Linked DNA regions of Homo sapiens: regions 1 and 3 are each linked to region 2. A link is an interaction called in ENCODE POLR2A ChIA-PET data of the cell type or tissue named here. Cell type or tissue: HepG2. All regions are shown on one strand. Each heading gives the region's core, and the rest is flanking DNA. Links, peaks and the distances in the headings are about the cores only.

What was found. ChIA-PET counts read pairs that join two places held together with the same protein. Peaks named below come from ENCODE experiments on the same cell type or tissue, not always from the same donor. Only the 100,000 strongest peaks of a DNase experiment are listed, where the experiment ranks them.
Region 1: POLR2A ChIA-PET joins it to region 2 with 5 read pairs; 5 of 35 experiments call an interaction of 5 or more read pairs at or near these places.
Region 3: POLR2A ChIA-PET joins it to region 2 with 8 read pairs; 3 of 35 experiments call an interaction of 5 or more read pairs at or near these places.

The regions. Positions count from the first base shown.
Region 1 is chr14:63,410,863-63,417,698 of GRCh38, forward strand. PPP2R5E (protein phosphatase 2 regulatory subunit B'epsilon) reads right to left here. Exons shown (of 14, transcript NM_006246.5): 5 at 4,278-4,370. Among named protein-coding and RNA genes, the nearest start is that of GPHB5, 95 kb to the left of the region's middle. In HepG2, for the core only: no CTCF peak of the experiment used is centred there; no DNase peak of the experiment used is centred there.
Region 2 is chr14:63,467,851-63,474,686 of GRCh38, forward strand. All of the region lies in intron 2 of PPP2R5E (protein phosphatase 2 regulatory subunit B'epsilon), which reads right to left. Among named protein-coding and RNA genes, the nearest start is that of PPP2R5E, 72 kb to the right of the region's middle. RefSeq lists an enhancer at 3,805-3,884. In HepG2, for the core only: no CTCF peak of the experiment used is centred there; DNase peaks (open chromatin) are centred at 3,211, 3,511 and 4,171; H3K4me3 peaks cover 663 bases.
Region 3 is chr14:63,586,360-63,593,195 of GRCh38, forward strand. No RefSeq gene overlaps it. Among named protein-coding and RNA genes, the nearest start is that of PPP2R5E, 46 kb to the left of the region's middle. In HepG2, for the core only: no CTCF peak of the experiment used is centred there; no DNase peak of the experiment used is centred there.

The sequences.
Region 1 (6,836 bases), core at 1,024-6,023, 57 kb before region 2:
CAGGAACTGGGGTGAGCCCTGGTGTGAAGGTCAAATTTATAACAGATCCAGCAGATGGAAAGTAAAGAAGGCAACAATTGGAAAAATGAGGAAGGGGCTGAAAACATAAAGTATATAAATGAACTTCACCACTGACACTTTATTTCTTGTCTCTGGCAAAATTTTAGGACAGATGAACAAACCCATGGTTTGCAAGCACTTAGGGCAGGATCATCAGTAAACAGCACTAGCTCTAGACGTTCACTAATACCACATGGCAGATAAATGGCATTCCTTTTTATGATAAAGTTACAAGGCCTATAGATGACAGTAATGCTATAAACACAGAGTCCTGGCTTTTACCATAGCATCTAATAGTCTCTATGTTCTCCATACAACCAAAATTAAGAAATGCAGGAAGGATGATAATATACTAGTAAATTTCTGGATCAAGGATAAAACTCAAAGATTACTGATTAATGATGAAGCTGTGTAATATAGGGAATTTCTAAAGGCTCCTATCTCAACCCTGGCTAGTTTAACAACTTTTTCTTTTTTTTAAAATTATTTTTATTTTTATAGTTTTGGGAGTACAAGTGCAGTTGTGTTACATGGATATATTGCATTGATATAGTTTGGTTTTTGTTCCCTCCAAATCTCGTGTTGAAATGTGATCCCCAGTGTTGGAGGTGGGGCCTAGTGAGAGGTATCTGGATCATGGAGGTATGGAGGTGGGTCCCTCATGAATGGCTTGGTGCTGTCCTTGAAGTAATGAGTGAGTTCTCACTCTATTAGCTACCGTGAGATGTGGTTGTTTAAAAAAAAAAAAAAAAAAAAAAAAAGCCTGACACCTCTGCCCCCTCTGTCTTGCTCCTCTCTCACCACGTGACACACATGCTCCCCTTTTGCTTTCCACCATGATTATAAGCTTCCTGAGGCCCTCACCAGAAGCAGATGCTAGTGCCATGCTTCGTGTACAGTCCGAAGAACAATGAACCAAATACACCTCTTTTCTTCATAAATTACCCAGCCACAAGAATTCCTTTACAGCAACACAAAATAGACTACTAGAAGCATGGCAGTGAAGTCTGGGCTTTTAGCGTACCCATATATAATAGTGTGCACTGTACCCAATAGGTAGTGTTTTATCCTAGTTAAACAATTTTAATCAATGACTTAGATGAGGCCGATAGCATATTTAGGTTACAGATGTCATAAAGATGGAAGACACAGTGAATAAGGTAGATATGAATAAGGGATAAATGATTCCACAGGAACATATGCCAAGTACTACACTTAGATAAAAAAGCCAACTGTGTAACAACCAACAATAAGCCAGGCATGGTGGTGCACACCTGTAGTTTCAGCTACTTGGAAGACTGAGATGGATCACTTGAGCCCAATCTGGGCAACATAGCAAGACCCTGTTTGTTTAAAAAAGGGAAAAGAAGAGAAACATGCAGCAATATGCAGAAAGCTCAATTAGAAGCCAGCTATAACCAGAAGCTTAACATAAGTTGGCAATGTCATGCTACAGCAAGAAATGCTCATGAGACTTTTCCTTTAAGAAACCTAAAGTCACGACAAGGGAATGAAAAAGCCAACTCTAAGCCGCACTGGGCTGACCAGGCTCAGGGCATTCTGTTCAAATATAGATGTCATATTAGAGGACAAATGGACACAACCAGGATACTGAAGGCTTCAAAACTAACAAATGAGAGAAGGTTGACAGAACGAAGAACTCGGTCTAGAGGAGAAAATGCATACTGACAGCTGGTAGGCTAGATCCAGAAGGCAAATGGGCTAGTTCATTCTGTACAAGATTTTAGTAATACCAGAAAACTTCACAGAAGAATCTGGATTTCTATTTATCTTGGGGATTGGCGAGGAGAAAAGTCTGGGGATAACTGAATGAAGAGGGGTAGCCAAAGCCCCATTTAATAGGAACCAGTCTACATCCTATTGTCTGACCCCTGGCTTTCAGACTTACTATGTATGAGGCTATGAGCATTTGAATTGCAACCACTGTTATAGAGAAAAAGAGTCAAAGGGTGAACACAAAAGCTGTGTTCTAAGACCTGAAAGGTTATGTCTGGGCTACAGATATACTAAGAAATTATTCTGGGGAGAATAAAGACAAAGGGTACAAGGCATAGAGAGGTTCAACATAAAAAAAGAACTTCCTAACAAAAATGGAACAAGCTACCTGTGTATATGGCTTTTCTTCACTGAAAAAGGGTCTCAAAGGAGACTAATTTGCTAAAGAACTAGAATACATAACCCAAAATGTCCTTTCCAAATCTGGGTTTCTCTGATGTTTTCGTATTATAAGTTTCATTATCTTCAGTACTGTCTACCATGGACAGCACACTGGGCTGAGCCCTGGATGTTTTTGTGTAAGAAAAGCACTGGCTTCATAGTAAGACCATAGGATTTACTGATTCCATGTCAACTAAATACAGGCTCTAATAGAGAATTACTATCTGATCCTCTTAGGCACATTAATTCACAAAAAATAGGAGAACCCTATTATTTCATTAGTCTTCAGATGTGAGGGCTACTTCTCCCTTGAAGTCACTCCAAGTTACAGTGAGGGAATCACAAGAAGGCATCACGGCATGATGGACAGAAATCCAGAATAGGAAATGTGCTTGAGCAAACTTGATAATCTTTCTAGACCTCAGTTTATGCATCTATAAAATGGGGCGGAGGGTGAGGGAGGGCATAAAAATTTAGTCATGACTACTTTACAAGACTGTTGTACAAATCAACTAACGCAGGCAAAGGTGCTCTGACAATTAGACAGCACTATATACATGCAAGGCTTTCCAATACAAAATGTAGATCTACTATGTATCACTTACATTTTTTTTGAAATAAGTTATGCTTCCCTGGCATAACAATCCATACCAATTTACCTATTTACCCCGTGATCCACGTATCCATCTATTTACCTACCTTTCCATCTCTATTTCAGACCTCACTTTTCCAAACCCTCTCATGTTAAAGTGTGAGCCAGGATTCACCAGTGTGGTACCAAAGTACTCTAAATGTGAAGTATTGCTCAAGGATCCGCCCCATGTACCTAGGGGAATAGGGTGTACAGGTACTAATGAGCCGCACAGGCAAGGCACCAAAGCTCCTTTCAGCTCTGAGCTGACATCTGAACTTTGGGTTTAATTCCACTTAGCCTTACTTAGGATGTAGAGAGGCCTCCATGCCCCTCAGCTCTCTGGAAGCTTGCCTGACCCTGTTGGATTGAACCCTATGAAACTGCTGTTTTGAGTGTCAAAAACAGTCAAAAAATTGGCTATGGTTCAACCTATATATCCTAAATTCCAAATGTATTAATTTAATTAAGGAGGGAAATGAGATCACAAAGGTTATCAGCCCCATCCCAGTAAGGCACAGGAGACCAATTTCCTGCCAAATTAATGTTTTACTTTTTATTTTATTTTTAGAGACAGGGTCTTGCTCTTTTGCCCAGGCTAGATCAAATTAATGTTTTAAATTTGAAATTCTTCTTACCGGCTTACTAGGAGATAAACATTTATTCTTTCCTACATTAGATGCCCCACATGTCACTCAGAAGAGAGCTACACCAGTTTGGCTCAAGCACCCATTTTTAGAGACGAATATATCAACAACAGGAGCAAGGAAGTGTTACCTAAAACTTCAGTGCCATGAAAGCACCCAAGTTCCAGGTAAAAAGGAAGATCCATTGTTATAACATGCACAATGAGGAGTCAGGAAAAAAGTGTTCCCGGAGATGTTCCAAATGGAGACATGAGAGTTAATCCCTTTAGGGAAATTTTAGAATGTTAAGCTATGCTATTTTCTAGCAGTGAAATCTCATCAGTACCCTGACTTTGATTATTTATTACAGGTTACTTATGCTTTGAAGTCTGAGCTTGCCTACTCAGTTTTAACAGATCTACACCACACTTCTTTAAGAATCCTTACGCAAATGTAAGTCTTTAAGCTATATAACGATTCCCACAAACCAAGGTTATATAAATGAAATTCCTTTATAATTAAATTTTTAGAGAAAACTGTAGGGATTTAGGCATTAGCATTCCTGGCTATTTAAAATGTAATTGATTTCTACCATAAATAAACTTAAATGTACCTATTACTTTTAATAGGCAGTAATGGAAATTAACTTATGTTTATATATATATATATATTTTGTGGGTGATATAACTGTCATTGCAAAACTTTTTTAACAAACATGAAGAGAAAATGAGATAAAGTGTTAACTGGATGACAAATACACACAACCACAATAATTTGCTTACCTGTAATACAAATTTCTGATCTATATATTTTTTGGCAATGCTGGGTTGGAATTCTTGGCTTTCCAAAAATCGTATGAAAAATTCATATACAAGCTGCAACAAACAGATTATAATTAATTTCAAATTATGACTCACTGAGAACAGTACTAAAAACCACCAAAAGCCTGTAACACTAAAAGTGACAGGGCTTAGAAAATTGATTTTAATATCAATCAACAAACCAGGCCAGCCTTTCTTGTGGCTCACAGTTGCTGTTATGCTTTCAACTTTTAAAATTTTAAATTAGAAAATACAACTAAACAAAGCAAAGAAAAATTTCCCATAATCTTGCCATTCAGAGACAACCACTGTTAACATTTCAATGTATATATTTCCTTCTACAACATACTAATGTACTATAAATATATTCTTCCAGTTTTGCAAACTACTTGTACCATTTAAACAATATATTATGTATATACTTCATTTAACATACCATATAAATATATTTTTACAGTTTCACAGACTACTTTTACCATTTAAACAATGTATTATGAACAATTTACATCAATAATATCTCAACTATCATTCTTAGTAGCTGTAAGTAGTCCATTATAATTTATAATGAATAATTCCATTATTCATAATTAATTTAACCAACCTCCCAGGCTTAGACATTTAAGTAGTTTCTGAATTATTTCTCCATCATTCTGCGACAACGTGCATCACATAACATACATCAGTATGTACTTGTTCAATTATGTCATGAGGAAATATTTCTAAATGTGGAATTGCTAGATCACAAGATATCCAAACATTCAGAATTTTTGATACTCACTGACAAATTTCTTTTCAGAAAGTTTATGGCAATTTCTACTCATCGGATCATAAGATGGTGTGGCACAATATACCCATCTGCAAAAAGTCAGCCTCAAATAATTGTTCTGATAAACAGTGGGGAATCACTGCGTATTCTCTTTGCATAATAAGCCTATGTCAAAGGCTACATCAGATCCTGACGAGGTATGCAACAGTATATCAAAACCAGAACCTTTAACTGGTACAACTGCCTGCGCCTGCAGTCTCAGCTACTCAGAAGGCTGAGGAGGGAGGACTGCTTCAGCCCAGGAGTTTGAGTCAAGCCTGGGCAAGAGAACAAGACTCTGTTTCTCTAAAAAATACATATATAATCCAGAACTTTTTAAACCATGAATACTGGGTTGAATGCCTAACTCTTTTCCTTACTAACTGTGTAACCCTGAGCAAGTTAACTTCTCTGAAACTTTGTCTCTTCGATTTTATAATGGAGATGGATAGTCTCTAAGATTAAATGTGAAAATACACACATAAAGCCCTCTGCACAATGACTAACATGTATCATCATCACTATTCCTAAAATAACATTTGCTAACTTTTTGGTCTCACTCCTTTACACTTAAAAATTAACAAGGACCCCAAAGCTTTTGTTTATATGAGATATATATGATATATATAATATCTAATCAGAAATAAAAAGTGAAAAAAACTTTAAAATTTCACTGTTTCATTTAAAAACAAGGTGCATTATATGTTAACATAATTATGTTCCTGAAAAAAAAAGAAAAAAAAAACTTTACTTTCCAAAAGAATTGAGAAGAAAGCCATTGTTTTATAGTTTTATAAATCTCTTTAATATGTGGCTTAATGTAAGACAGATTTTCATCTGCTTCTATATCCAATCTGTTGTGATATGTCATTTTGGTTTAAGTATACAAAGAAAATCAAGGCTGACGGAGATCCAGGGAGATCTCCATCAAAAAAGGGAGAGTATTTTACTAGTTTCTTTTTCTCCCACATAATTGTAGATATTCTTCTTTGATGCTACACTAAATTCAACAAATTGTCATTTCTTAAAGATTAGTTGCAACACAGAATCTGAAATGATATCAATGAACTTTTCATACTTTGTTACACTAAAATCCAATCATCTGTCTTGCACTTTGAATGGATCTTTATCCATGCATGCTTTCCTAACATCATTTGCCAACTGGAAAATATTGGTTCATTGAGTTACGCAGCTCTTTTAAATGTTGACATGTTTTATTATACAGTATCTAAAAAATCACATTCTTTATTATCTCAATTTTATTTTTAAAAAGTCTTTAAGCTTTGGGAAGCTGCAAGCTCAAGGTGACAGATGCAAGACAGATACAAGTTTTCTAAAATTCTAATTCTAAATTCTGCATTAATGCTCTAATTTTGTCAGTGGTAACAAATATTGTCAAATGGTTTTCTTGTTTGTTTCAGACAAAATATCCGCCAAATACCCAAGCCTGAATAATCATAGTTTGTTAGTCATTCCTTCAAGTAAAAATGATGTTTCATGAGGAGGAAAAAAAAAAAAAAAAGGCTAGTTTGGGTTACAGCTCAAAAACTATTACACAAATGCTTTTCCATAAGATAACCATTATATTTCAGTATGCAGTGGATGTTACTATGCATACTTCCCATTGTATCATGTAGAATATTTTTAAATGTGTGCTTGAGGGTCAAAATGTAATAAAATTATTAATTTTCACTGTTTCTTCAAAGATGTTCTCA
Region 2 (6,836 bases), core at 990-5,989:
AGTGTGACAGCTAAGACGATGGGCTACAGAGTTAGACTGCCTGGAGTCCAAGGTCAGCTTTGCCACTTCCTAGCTGGAAAAGCTTAGGTGAGTCTCTAGCCCTTAGTTTCCTCATCTATAAATGAGGGTATAATAACAGCACCTACCCCACAGAGTTTACTTAAGAATTAAGTGAGTACATAAAAATAAAAACACATAGAAGAGTATCTGGGACACATTTGGTGCTCAATAAACTTTAACTGCTAAATTAATGTTGTTGTTAAAAAGCACTGCTGAGCCTTAGTATCTTTTACAAAATGAGCCTAAAAACAGTAGCTTTGTCACAGTGATAGCACGAGCGTTTAAGACACAGAATGTTTACTGAATATTTTCCATATTCTAGGCATTGTGTGAAACACAATGCCAGTCTTTTTTTTCAAAAATGAACAATATAAATTGTTGATACATATAGATCTCCCCTCCCTTTTTGGTATGTCTGGTTGTGTAAGCATATTTGAAGAAAATAATATTGACCTTGACCTACTAATATAATACCCAGTGAAATAACTTCAAAATAAAGTTGTAACTTGATTAGAGGAAAGGTAAGATGCTGACTCAATAGGTGAGATGAGTCAGCTATCAGTACATGCATCAGCAACGTGTCAAACTCCTGAAGGGTGAAGAGAGTTAGCATTTGGATGGAAGAATGAATGACAAACAGAGCATCTGGGACAGAGAAGCTAGAATTTATGAAGACTGCAACAATCTGGATGAGCACTGCCAAAACAAGGATACCACTTGGGTCTCACACATCAAGGCTTCTTCTGATATAATCAGGTTTATGCAAAATGTGCAAAGGAAATAAATAAACAAGCAATGTTCGACAGCTTTGTCCTTGGAGCCAAAATTTTAAATTAGTATCATACTCACAAATATTAATACTTATATATACTAACTAAAAGTAATAATAGTAACTTACACTTAGAGTTCTTTACAACATATTCAAAACAAACAGTATTAACCTCCCACTAAAATAACATAAAATACTAAACCACTTCAAAGTATCTCTAAACCTTTCTTTTCCCCACACACTCTGTTATTTAGAGATCTAAGGACTTAACTAAAATTTTGCAAACTTTTAATTGCCTCCTAGAAGGGTTCAGACTAAGTCTGGAAGGGATATGATAGGTGGTTTCAACCTTCCCACAACACGAATTTGTTTAGAATCTACCATGTTTAACTTAATCATTCATTCATTCATTCCACAAATATTTACAGAACACTTTTTACATGCCAGGCACTAGTCTAGGCTATAAATATACACTATTAAGCAAAACCAAACTTCATGTTCTTAGCCTTCATGAAGCTTACAGACCAAATGGAGAGAAACCCTAATTAAATGACCATATAGATAAATATAAAAGTTAAAACATTTTACATTACAAAAAAAGGTACAAGAAGATATTATAAGGGCATATGTTGTAAAGAATGAAAACAAATGGATCTACTCTCAAAAAAAGTACAGTCCAGGGGGAAGCAAGATTTGCACCTATTAATAATGGCAAAAAATACAATTAAAGTGGCCGGGCGCGGTGGCTCACGCCTGTAATCCCAGCACTTTGGGAGGCCGAGGCGGGCTGATCACGAGGTCAGGAGATCAAGACCATCCTGGCTAACACGGTGAAAACCCATCTCTACTAAAAAAATACAAAAAAGTAGCCAGGCGTGGTGGCGAGCGCCTGTAGTCCCAGCTACTCAGGAGGCTGAGGCAGGAGAATGGCGTGAACCCGGGAGGCGGAGCTGGCAGTGAGCCGAGATCGTGCCACTGCACTCCAGCCTGGGCGACAGAGCAAGACTCCGTTTCAAAAAAATCAAGTAAAGTATCTGAATTTCATGGACCAAGTTGAGAGACAGAAAAGAAAAAAGCACCTGACAAGGAAATGGACCTCCAGCTTAGGTCCTTCATTATATCCTCCCATTAAAATCTTACAAAATTCCTGCCTAATACATGTTAATATTCCCATTTTACCTGTAAGAGAACCAAGGCTGCAAGATATTCAGTTTTATTATTCTGGGTCAATGGCTAACGTGTAAAAACAACTTCACTACAAAGAACCAGAAGGGATAATTTTACACCAAAATGAAATACTTCCTCCTCTCCATTTATTTGGACAGATAAATGTGGCAGTAGGATTATAAAGAATAAACAATGATTTTTGTCCTCCTCATCTCCTACCTCCCCACACCCCCCACTTTTTTTGAGACAAGGTCTCACTCTGTCACCCACGCTAGAGTGCAGTGGCACAGTCACAGCACACTGTAGCCTCGACCTCCCTGGCTGAAGCAATCCTCCCATTTCAGCCTCCCAAGTGGCTGGGATTACAGGCATGCACCACCACACCTAGCTAATTTTTGTAGTTTTTGTAAAGACAGTGCTTCACTATGTTACCCAGGGTGGTCTTGAACTCCTAGGCTCAAGGGATCCTTGCCGCCTGGACCTCCCAAAGTGCTGGGATTACAAGTGTGAGCCCCTGCATCCAGCCTCCTACCTCCCTACTTATAGCCCAGTTCCAACCCCAAGGCACACAGTATTCCACAATCACACTCTGCACTCATAACCTTTCCATAAGTTTAAAAAAAAAAAAAAACCGACTTGCCCTCTGATAATGTGGTGATTGATTATCCTGTCTACTAAAGGGTTAAGGGGTTATCTCTAGGAAGAACATATTTATATTATTAAAAAATACTTCATAGTGACAATAACAAAATGGCTTCATCCAATTGCATAATTTTAATAGGAATTTCCAGCATAAAACAAGCAAATTATCTGAAGACTCTATTGACACCTAATCTACTTTCACAGGATCATAAAAACAAGCCTTTATCAACAGATTAAAAAAAAAAAAAAACGTGGCTGAGCACAATGGCTCACACCTATAATCCCAACACTTTTGGAGGTTGAGGTGGGAAGATCAACACAGAAAGACCTCCGTCTCTACAAAAAAAAAAAAAAAATTACAGCATCCTAATAAAAAGATAAAATGTCTAATTCTGAAATTTTGACAATCTACATTGCTTGCTTGTACCATTAATGCACCCTGATATTACAAAGGTGACCAAGCAATAGCTTCTGAGCCATTTTTTACCCCACCCTGAAGTCCAAAGCAAGCATAGCATGCAGATGACAACATTTCTTTGAAAAAAGCCAAGTGGGGCAAGTTCAAGAGAGACCACTCTGAATGACATTCATCTAGATTCCAGAAACTCTCATATTACATAAATCTGCAAAAACACGCACCAGGCTCTCTTTGAGAATGGAGAGTACACATAAAAATGCGTAAGTTTCAAATTTCTGATAAAACCAGATGTCTTATGTATAGATTGTTCATAGACCCAGATGGGCCAGAAGAACCTCATTCATACAACTCTCACAAGTTTTCAGAATCTATCCTCTATTGAAAATATCATGATCTCCTACAGACAATACACTCTTTCAGGATCTTGACTATAAGCAATGTCAAAATACACTTGTTAATTAATGAATGAATAACCCAAAATAAACAAGAGTCACTGAAGACAGGTCAGGTATTAGAAAAAGATACGCATTCTAAAGAGCCATTTCCTGTTTCACAATAAATAGTTTCTGAAAATCTTGAATGAGTCATCCCTTCCCAGTCATATCATGTATACATAATAATAGTAAAAACTTAGTAAGCACTTACTCTGTGGCAGTCACTATTATAAGGAGTTTACATGTATTAACTCCTTTAATCCTTTCTACAATGCTGTGAGGTAGGTATTACCAACCTTATTTTTACATATAAAAATTGGCCCAAAGATATTTAGCAACTTGCCCACCATCACACAGCTGGAAAGGGGGCCCTGCTGAGCTTCAGACCTCCACAATCTGGCACCTGTACACTATCCCACCTCTGCTAAAGACTAATGAGAGCTGGCTTATCACTACTGATCATTTTTGTTTTCATCTAATATCTACAACGTACACTGGAGGGACCATCTGGAAGGGTTAATCTTCCTAATCTTCCTAACAGACTCTTTAACATAGATTGAGGAAGACAAGCATTCTGTCATCTATCTCCTCTTTGTACCAAGCAAAATGCAACTACCAAGGGTTAGAAAGATTCTCCAGCTGGCCTGTTATTTCTGTTAATATTTAAAAGCCCCCTTAGGCTGGGCACAGTGACTCATGCCTGTCATCCCAGCACTGTTGGAGGCCAAGGCAGGTGGATCACCTGAGTCAGATGTTCAAGGCCAACCTGGCCAACATGGCAAAACCCCATCTCTACCAAAAATACAAAAATTAATCGGGCATGGTGACAGGCGCCTGTAATCCCAGCTACTCAGGAGGCTGAGGCAGGAGAATCGGCTGAACCCAGGAGGCGGAGGTTGAAATGAGCTGAGATCACGCCATTTCACTCCAGCCTGGGTGACAAGAGTGAATCTCCATCTCAAAAAAAAATAAAATAAAGGACCCCTTTACATTAGTGTTAAGTCTCTCAAAAGATGATTCAAAGTCTTCTCTAACCTTCCAGCCTTCTCCTTTGCACTAAAGCTGGCTTACTTCAAGACTTCAACCTTGTTTGGATTTAATTTACTGTTCAGGAAAATGTAATGACACAGAAGTTTGGTTGTTTCATTTTGTTTTGAACACCTGACATTTGTTGAACTTGCATATGATTTGGAGTCTAACTGAGAGTTCAAACCTGTATTATCACCAGCACAGCCTAAGGTCAATTAGAAAGCCAGTTAGGTTGAATTGCTTTCAGCTAGTGATGGGACAGAAAGGAAGCATGAATAGAACAAGGAATAAACAAAGGAAAGGTGGAAGATATTTTAGACAAGAACAGCACAGAGGTGAGAGTGAGCACATTATGGGAGAAATTATAAGAAGATATGCATGTCTAGGGCATGGAAGACAGGTGACTAGAAAGAGTGGGAAATGAGAGGGAGGAATGAGGACATACCTGGCCAGAAAGGACTTTACAAACTGCAGGGTAACCTGGGTTTCATGTGGCTGACAACACAGAAATGTGGGACAGGAGCAAACATAATGAGAAGTGTTTTAGCGGGGGCTGAAGGGAGGCAATCAAATTAGCCAAAAACAATGTCATCAGAACCAAGTATGAAGAGTTATGAGGGCTTATACGAAGTTGATGGCCGTGGAAGAATAGAAGAAAAAGAAGCTGAGATACCAGAAGGTAAGAAACAAAGGGATTTTTTAAATTACATTAGATATAACAGAAAGGAAAGATAGTCAAAGATTACTAATGTTTCCAGGTTGGAAGAATGATGATACTGTTGGTAAAAATGAAACAATCAGACAGAGAAGTTAGTCAAGGAAGTTCATGAACTGTAGTGGCAACAACAGAATGTGAGGTAACTCCAAGGGAGAAAAAGACTCGAAATAGGACTGGAAACAAGGGGCTATAAATTAAACGGTAGAGATTCCAGAGTTTTCCCATAAAGGTGAAAGTTGAAATCAAAGGAACAGATAAGCTCAATGACTGAGTAAGGGGAAAACGAAGAACAGAAGGTTAAAAATGGAACCATGGGGCAGCTAGAGACAAGCTAAAGAAAACTCAACAATGAGGCAGAAAACTCAGGATAGGAAGGGACAGAGAACCAAGATGATGAAGTGCCCGCAAAAACAAGAAGTAAAGCTCTGAGACATTTCCCAGTGCTAACAGTGTACTAAAGATATACAAGAGTAAAACCTTCCGTAATTTTAAAGAAATGCCTCTAAATGCTAATGAAACAACCAAAACAGCTCTCTAGGAAGTCTGAGAAATGTCTGATGCAATCAGACTCAAGAGGCTGAGACAGGGCTAATTGTAATTTGGTTTTGGTGTGGATTTTATTAAATGAAGAAGAGTAACAGGAAAAGGGGATGACATGGAGAGAGAAAATCAAGTCTCTTAAAGTTTTTAGAAACTTGGGAGTTTTAACCCACATGCATTTGACTTTAACATTAAATTCTAATTAGTGATGTCAGAAAAATTGCAATAGAAAAGCCAAGGTGAAAAGAAAATAGTGAAAGGTAAAGAGAAGGAACCTGGATTTAATTCCGGATTCAGTAAAGAATCATGACAGTATTAAAGTTGGAGTGAGCACATGGTTTGTATTATTAAAACCTGAGGGAGAGACATTCATATGATTTGTATTGTTAAAAAGATCACTCTGGTCACAATGAGTTGAATGAATGGAAAAGAGGCAAGATAAGAAACAGGGACACCAGTTAGGAGACTACAGCTACATAGGAGGCAACTGTTACAGAATCGTGGGAAGGATTGGAGACAAAGTGGACAAATTAGAGATAATTTACTGGAAGAAGAATTGGTAGAATCAATTGTGCTTGCTGATAGAAACTACTCTGGGGGGAGAATACAGAGGTGAAAAGTGACTAACAGACAGAGAGGGATCAAAGGTGACTCTTGGCACTTGCCCCACTTCTCCACGTTCAGTGGGTGGGAGCCGGGTTGTCTGGTTTGAGCACCTGGGTGAACAGAGGAGTCAGCAAGTAAAAGAGGGAAGAAATAGTTTGGTGGGGGAAATCAAGTGTTACACTGACAATGTGTTACATTAGAGATGTTTATAAGACATATACATGGAAATGTATTGTATATACAAGACCAAAGTCTGAAAAGAGTGAGGTGGAGATAGAAATGTGGGCACCTCAGCTGGGCGCAGTGGTGTGCTCCTATAATCCCAGCTACTCGGGAGGCTGAGATGGGAGGATGGCTTGAGCCCAGGGAGGTCGAGGCTGCAGTGAACCACAACTGCACCACTGTACTCCAGCCTGGGCAATAGAGTGATACCCCATCTCAAAAAAAAAAAAA
Region 3 (6,836 bases), core at 610-5,609, 120 kb after region 2:
TTCAGCATCCCAAAGTGCTGGGATTACAGGCGTGAGCCACCACGCCCGGCCGGTTTTGTCTTTTTGCATGCCTATTTAGTATTGAATGTCAGACATTTGTGTGTATGTGTGCACACACACGTGGCCCAGATGATATTATTTTTCCCCAAAGATGATTCCTCCTTTCATGATTTTTCTTTAATTAATTTCATATTTTTTAGAGATGAGATATTGCTATGTTGCTCAGGCTGAAGTGCAGTGGTTATTACAGGTGCAATCACATCACACTACAACCTTGAACTCCAGGCCTCAAGCGATCCTCCGATCTCAGCCTCCTGAGTAGCTGGGACTATAGGCTTGCACCACATGCCCAGCCCCTTCATGAATAATTTTAATACAATCAATTAAAGGCTTACATAAACATTGTAATTCCTAGAATATCAAATATCAGACCTACAGCACTGGAGTAGGTAGTTGTTAAGTTCTTAAGACCTTCTCTTGAATTTGTGGTAAATCTCACAGACTTCTACGAAATCATAATCTGTAGCAGCATAAAAAATAGTTCTCTAGAAGCTCAACTAGAAGCTGTCTTAAAATTCATATATGCCCAGTTATCTGCCTTTACTTGTCTTTATATAATAATGGCCTCATTTATTATTTATTTATTTATTTTTTGAGATGGAGTTTTGCTCTTGTTGCCCAGGCTGGAGTACAATGGCGCCATCTTGGCTCACCGCAACCTCCGCCTCCCGGGTTCAAGCTATTCTCCCGCCTCAGCCTCTGGAGTAGCTAGGATTACAGGCATGCGCCACCACGCCGGGCTAATTTTTTTTTTGTATTTTTGGTAGAGACGAGGTTTCTCCCATGTTGGTCAGGCTGATCCCGAACTCCCGACCTCAGGTGATCCGTCCGCCTAGGCCTCCCTAAGTGCTAGTATTACAGGCGTGAGCCACTGCACCTGGCCTATAATAGCCTCATTTCTTTTTGACCTTTCAATACTCACATGAATGCCTCTTATTAGTAGATGTGTCAGACTAAACTGGATAGGAAAGAGGTTCTGAGAAACGCAGTTCCTAGATTCTCTGCAATGCAGAGAAACCCTTAAAATGGGGGTGTTTGTGATGCCAAGTTGACAATAAACAATTCAACTTAAAAAAGGCATTTGATCCAATGTCAGATTTGGGGCTACAAACTTTTCTTCAGCATTTTCATCACAGAAAACAGTTCAAATAAAATTTAGCAGTAAAACACAAAGCAAACAAAACAACTACAACCTGACGATCTGTTAGTGTAATTCAACTAGAATACCAAATTCCAAACCAAAAAGCTGTTATTTGAATTATTATTATTATTATTATTTTGAGACGGAGCCTCGTTCCGTCGCCCAGGCTGGAGTGCAGTGGTGCGATCTCAGCTCACTGCAACCTCCGCCTCCCGGGTTCAAGCAGTTATTCTGCCTCAGCCTTCCGAGTAGCTGGGACTACAGCTGGGACTACAGGCGTGCGCCACCACGCCCAGCTAATTTTTTTTTTTTTTTTTTTGTATTTTTAGTAGAGATGGGGTTTCACCATATTGGCCAGGCTAGTCTCGAACTCCTGACTTTGTGATTTGCCTGGCTTGGCCTTCCAAAGTGCTGGGATTACAGGCGTGAACCACCGCACCTGGCCTCAATTATTTTTAGTGCAATTTTCTCTTGAAATACTTAGGAGCGGAGCTTGAGTCATGCCTGTAATCCTAGTACTTTGGAAGGCCTAGGTGGGTGGATTGCTTGAGATCAGGAGTTCGAGACTAGCCTTGCAACATGTTGAAACCGTCTCTACAAAAAATACAAAAATTATCTGGGCATGGTGATGCATGCCTGTAAATGGTGTCACTGCACTCCAGCCTGAATGACAGAGTAAAACACTGTCTTAAAAGGAGGAAGGAAGGAAGGAAAGAAGGGAGGAAGGAAGAAAGGAAGGAAGGAAAATACTTGGCTTTGGTTTTCTTTGTAATCCAGCTGGTAAGAGGCAGTTGAAAGCAAATATGTATGTAATATGTATTTATTTCTTTTTTCTTTTTTTTTTTTTTGAGACAAAGTCTCACTGTGTCGCCCAGGCTGGAGTGCAGTGGTGCGATCTCGGCTCACTGCAAGCTCTGCCTCCTGGGTTTACGCCATTCTCCTGCCTTAGCCTCCCAGGTAGCTGGGTCTACAGGCGCCCGCCACCACACCCGGCTAATTTTTTTGTATTTTTTTTAGTAGAGATGGGGTTTCACCGTGTTAGCCAGGATGGTCTCAGTCTCCTGAGCTCGTGATCCGCCCGCCTCAGCCTCCCAAAGTGCTGGGATTACAGGCATGAGCCACCGTGCCCAGACTATTTATTTCATTTCTTATTTCTCTATGTTTTCATGTGGACCAGTCTGCTAGTACAATAATAGTGAAATAACAGTGGACCAACTAACATTTACACTATTGCTTTCAATAACTTATTGGGGAAGTCACCTAATAAAGTTGGATGAATATGTTACTCCTTTAGAGCAATGGCTGAACTTCCAGATATTGTTTTTTTTTTTTTTTTTGGTTTTGTTTTGAGACAATGTCTCTCCCTGTCACCCAGGCTGGAGCGCAGTGTGTGATCACGGTGCTCTGCAGCCTCAACCTCCCAGGTCAAGTGATCCAACCACCTCGGTCTCTTGAGTAGCTGGAACCACAGATGTACACCACTACACCTGGCTAGTTTTTTTGTTTTTTGTAGAGATGGGGTCTCACTATATTTCCCAGGCTAGTCGTCTCAAACTCCTGAGCTCAAGCAATCGGTCGGCATTGGCCTTCCAAACTGCTGGAATTACATGTGTGATCCACTGCGCCCAGCCCTGAACTTCAAGTTTTTTAAAGGAAGGTAGGGTTTTCCAGTGATCAGATCTTTTTTTTTTTTTTTTTTTTTTGAGACAGAGTCTCGCTCTGTCACCTAGGCTGGAGTGCAGTGGCACAATCTTGGCTCATTGCAACCTCCACCTGCCAGGTTCAAGCAATTCTCCTGCCTCAGCCTCCCCAGTAGCTGGGACTACAAGCACACACCACCATGCCCGGCTAATTTTTTGTATTATTAGTAGAGATGGGGTTTCACCATGCTGGGCAGACTGGTCTCGAACTCCTGACCTTGAGATCCGCCCACCTCGGCCTCCCAAAGTGCTGGGATCACAGGCATGAGCCACCGCGCCCGGCCTTTTATTTATTTATTTTTCTGAGACGGAGTCTTGCTCTGTTGCCCAGGCTGGAGTCCAGTGGCACGATCTCAGCTCACTGCAACCTCCGCCTCCCTGGTTCAAGTGATTCTCCTGCATCAGCCTCCCGAGTAGCTGGGACTACAGGCACGTGCTGCCACGCCTGGCTAATTTTTGTAATTTTAGTAGAGACAGAGTTTCAGCATGTTGGTCAGGCTGGTCTCGAACTCTTGACCTCGTGATATGCCTGCCTCCACCTCCCAAAGTGCTGGGATTACAGGCGTGAGCCACTGTGCCTGGCCGTGATCAGATCTTTAAAGAGAAAACAAATTAATAGTATAAACTCATAAAAGTAGTATCAGAGAAGAAAAAAGAGGCAGATTTTAAGTAAATAAAAATAGCAACAAATACAAAAACAACAAATAATACCTAGGTGCCACTGTCCAATAGAATATGCAATCTAATAATTTCCACAGCTCAAGATCATGTTATCTTTGTTTTTGTTTTTGGGACAGGATCTGGCTCTGTCACCCAGGCTGGAGTGCAGTGGCATGATCTCAGCTGCCTGCAGCCTCTGCCTCCTGGGCTTAAGCCATCCTCCCACCTTAGCCTCCCAAGTAGCTGGGGCTACAGGTGTGCGCCACCACACCAGGTTAATTTTTGTGCATATATATATATATATATAGAGAGAGAGAGAGAGAGAGAGAGAGAGACAGAGACGAGGTTTTGCTGTTTTGCCCAGGCTGGTCTCAAACTCCTGGGGTCAAGCGATCTGCCTGCCTTCGCCTCCCAAAGTACTGGGATTACAGGCATGAGCCACTGTGCCCTGCCAAGATAACGTTATCTACATCAGAGTTACCTTTAATTCTTGCTATTTTGTAGACCTTGTTTTCAGCTTCTTTCTGAATTTTCTCACTTAGAGAGCAAGGGAGCAGTGATGCACAGATGTGTATACAGAAATACAGGCTCGCTAATTAGGCAAGGACATGAGTTGTTGGGGCCACTTGAGACCAGTTGGGGAAAGAGTTTGAGGCTCAGTGGTAATTGTGGTGGTAGTTGGACTAAAGCAGTGTTGAAAGTGAGTTCACAAGAGGTACAAGATTTTCTCCTGGTTGGGCACATTGGCTCACACCTGTAAACCAACACTTTGGGAGGCTGAAGCAGGAGGATCACTTGAGCCCAGGAGTTCGAGGCTGCAGTGAGCTAATTGTGCCACTGTACTCCAGCCTGGGCAACAGAATGAGACTCTGTCTAAAAAAAGAAAAAACAACGAGAATCATAGGCAAAGAAACAGACCCTCTTCCACTGGATGTTGTTGAATGTGGACATGATCACTGGCACTATTACAGTCATCTTATGAACTTGAAGGTAACTAGCTGACAAGCTGAAGATTTGCAGAACAAAAAAATGGAGAGCTGGGTGGGGTGGCAGTCATCTGTAGTCCCAGCTACTTGGAAAGCTGAAGTGGGAAGATCCCCCAGGCCCAGGAGTTGAAGACCAGCCTGGGCAACACAGTGAGACCCCAACTCCCCAAAAAGAAAAAAGGTAAGAATTTGGATTCTTGCTCACAACCAATCCTGGAAATGTCCTACTTCTGAACTTATGTGAGATAATTTTTTTTGTTGTTTTTTTGAGATGGAGTCTCACTCTGTTGCCCAGGCTGGAGTGCAATGGTGCGATCTTGGCTCACTGCAACCTCCACCTCCCACGTTCAAGCAATTCTCCTGCCTCAGCCTCCTGAGTAGCTGGGATTACAGGTTCCTGCCACCACACCAAACTAATTTTTGTATTTTTAGTAGAGACAGGCTTTCGCCATGTTGGGCAGGCTGGTCTCAAACTCCTGACCTCAGGTGATCCACCTGCCTTAGCCTCCCACAGTGCTGGGATTACAGGCATGAGCCACCATGCCTCGCTGGAATTTTAAAATTTTATGTAGGAACAGGGTCTCACTATATTGCCCAGGCTGGTCACGAACTCCTGAACTCCAGTGATCCTCCTATTTCAGCCTCCCAAAGTGGTGGGGTTACAGAAGTGAGCCACTTAGTCTGGCCACATTTGTATGTTTTCTGTATGCCTATTACTAGCTCCCAAACACACCAATATTCATTCAAAGTGACTTTCTTTTCAAATTTCTTCTCTTTCTCCCTCTGTCTTCCTCCCTTTTTCCTTCTTTTTTTTTTTTTTAAATTTTGAGACGGTGTCTCACTCTGTTGCCAAGGCTGGAGTGCAGTGGCACCATCTCGGCTCACTGCAACCTCTGCCTCCCAGGTATAAGCAATTCTCCTGCCTCAACCTCCCGAGTAGCTGGGATTACAGGTGTGCACCACCACGCCTGGCTAATTTTTGTATTTTTTAGTAGAGATGGGGTTTCATCATGTTGGCCAGGCTGGTCTTGAACTCCCAACCTCAAATGATCCGCCCAACTCCCTCCGTTTTATTTCTATACCCGCTCCCATTCCCTTCTCCCCCATGCCAGGTAACCATTCTATGGTGTTAATATATAAAATTGTTATGAGTTCTTGCATAAAGTGAACTGTTAGTTGTAATATTTTAATTAATATAAATGATTTTCCCCACACATGCATTCTTACTGCTTTCACTGGGTACTATTTTTTATGATTGAGCCATATGGCTAAGTGTACATCTTGTCTGTGGTTTTTAACTATTGTTACTTCATTGTCTACATCCACCACATTTTTACCTCTCTCCAGGTGTAGATATCCAGGTTGTCTCCGACCCCATGATGTCAAAAATAATTCCCAATAATGGACCTTTATGAAAATCTCTTTAGGATATTACACCAAGCAGTGCAATTGCTAGGTCAGAGAGTACATGAACACTTAGGTATGTTCTTGCTCTCCAGAATAGGTGCATCAATTTACACTTTTTTTTTTTTTTTTTGAGACAGAGTCTCGCTCTGTCGTCCAGGCTGGAGTGCAGTGGAGCGATCTCGGCTCACTGCAAGCTCCGCCTCCTGGGTTCAAGTGATTCTCCTGCCTCAGCCTCCCGAGTAGCTGGGACTACAGGCGCCTGCCACCACACCCAGCTAATTTTTGTATTTTTTAAGTAGAGACAGTGTTTCACCATATTGGCCAGGCTGGTCTCGAACTCCTGACCTTGTGATCATCCCGCCTCGGCTTCCCAAAGTGCTGGGATTACAGGCATGAGCCACTGTGCCCGGCCCTTCCATACAAATTTTAAAGTAAGCTTGAGTTCATCAAAAAATCCAACTGGAATTTTTATTGGGATTAATGTAATCTGCTTTTTCACATTAAATTTAGAATGTTCACTTTTATAATATTGTCATCTCATTGGAAGCACAGAATGTTTCTTAGGTTATTTTCTATGTCTTCATTAGAGTTTTTAAAGCTTTCTTCAAATAGACCTTGTGTAACCTTGGTTAATTCCTTGATATTTTACATTTTTATACCTATTGTGAAATGATATGCTTTGGATTTTCATTGGCTGATCTTATTTATAACTGGCGACCTTGCTGAATCTCTTAGGAGTTAGAATAGTTTGTTGATTGTTGAATTTTTTAGGTAGATATCATTTGCAAAGGAGAGGTTTTCTCTTCTCTTCCAATCCTTACATGCTGTAATCGTTTATCTTTCCTTATAGTATTAATTAGGATCCATACTACTATAAGCCTC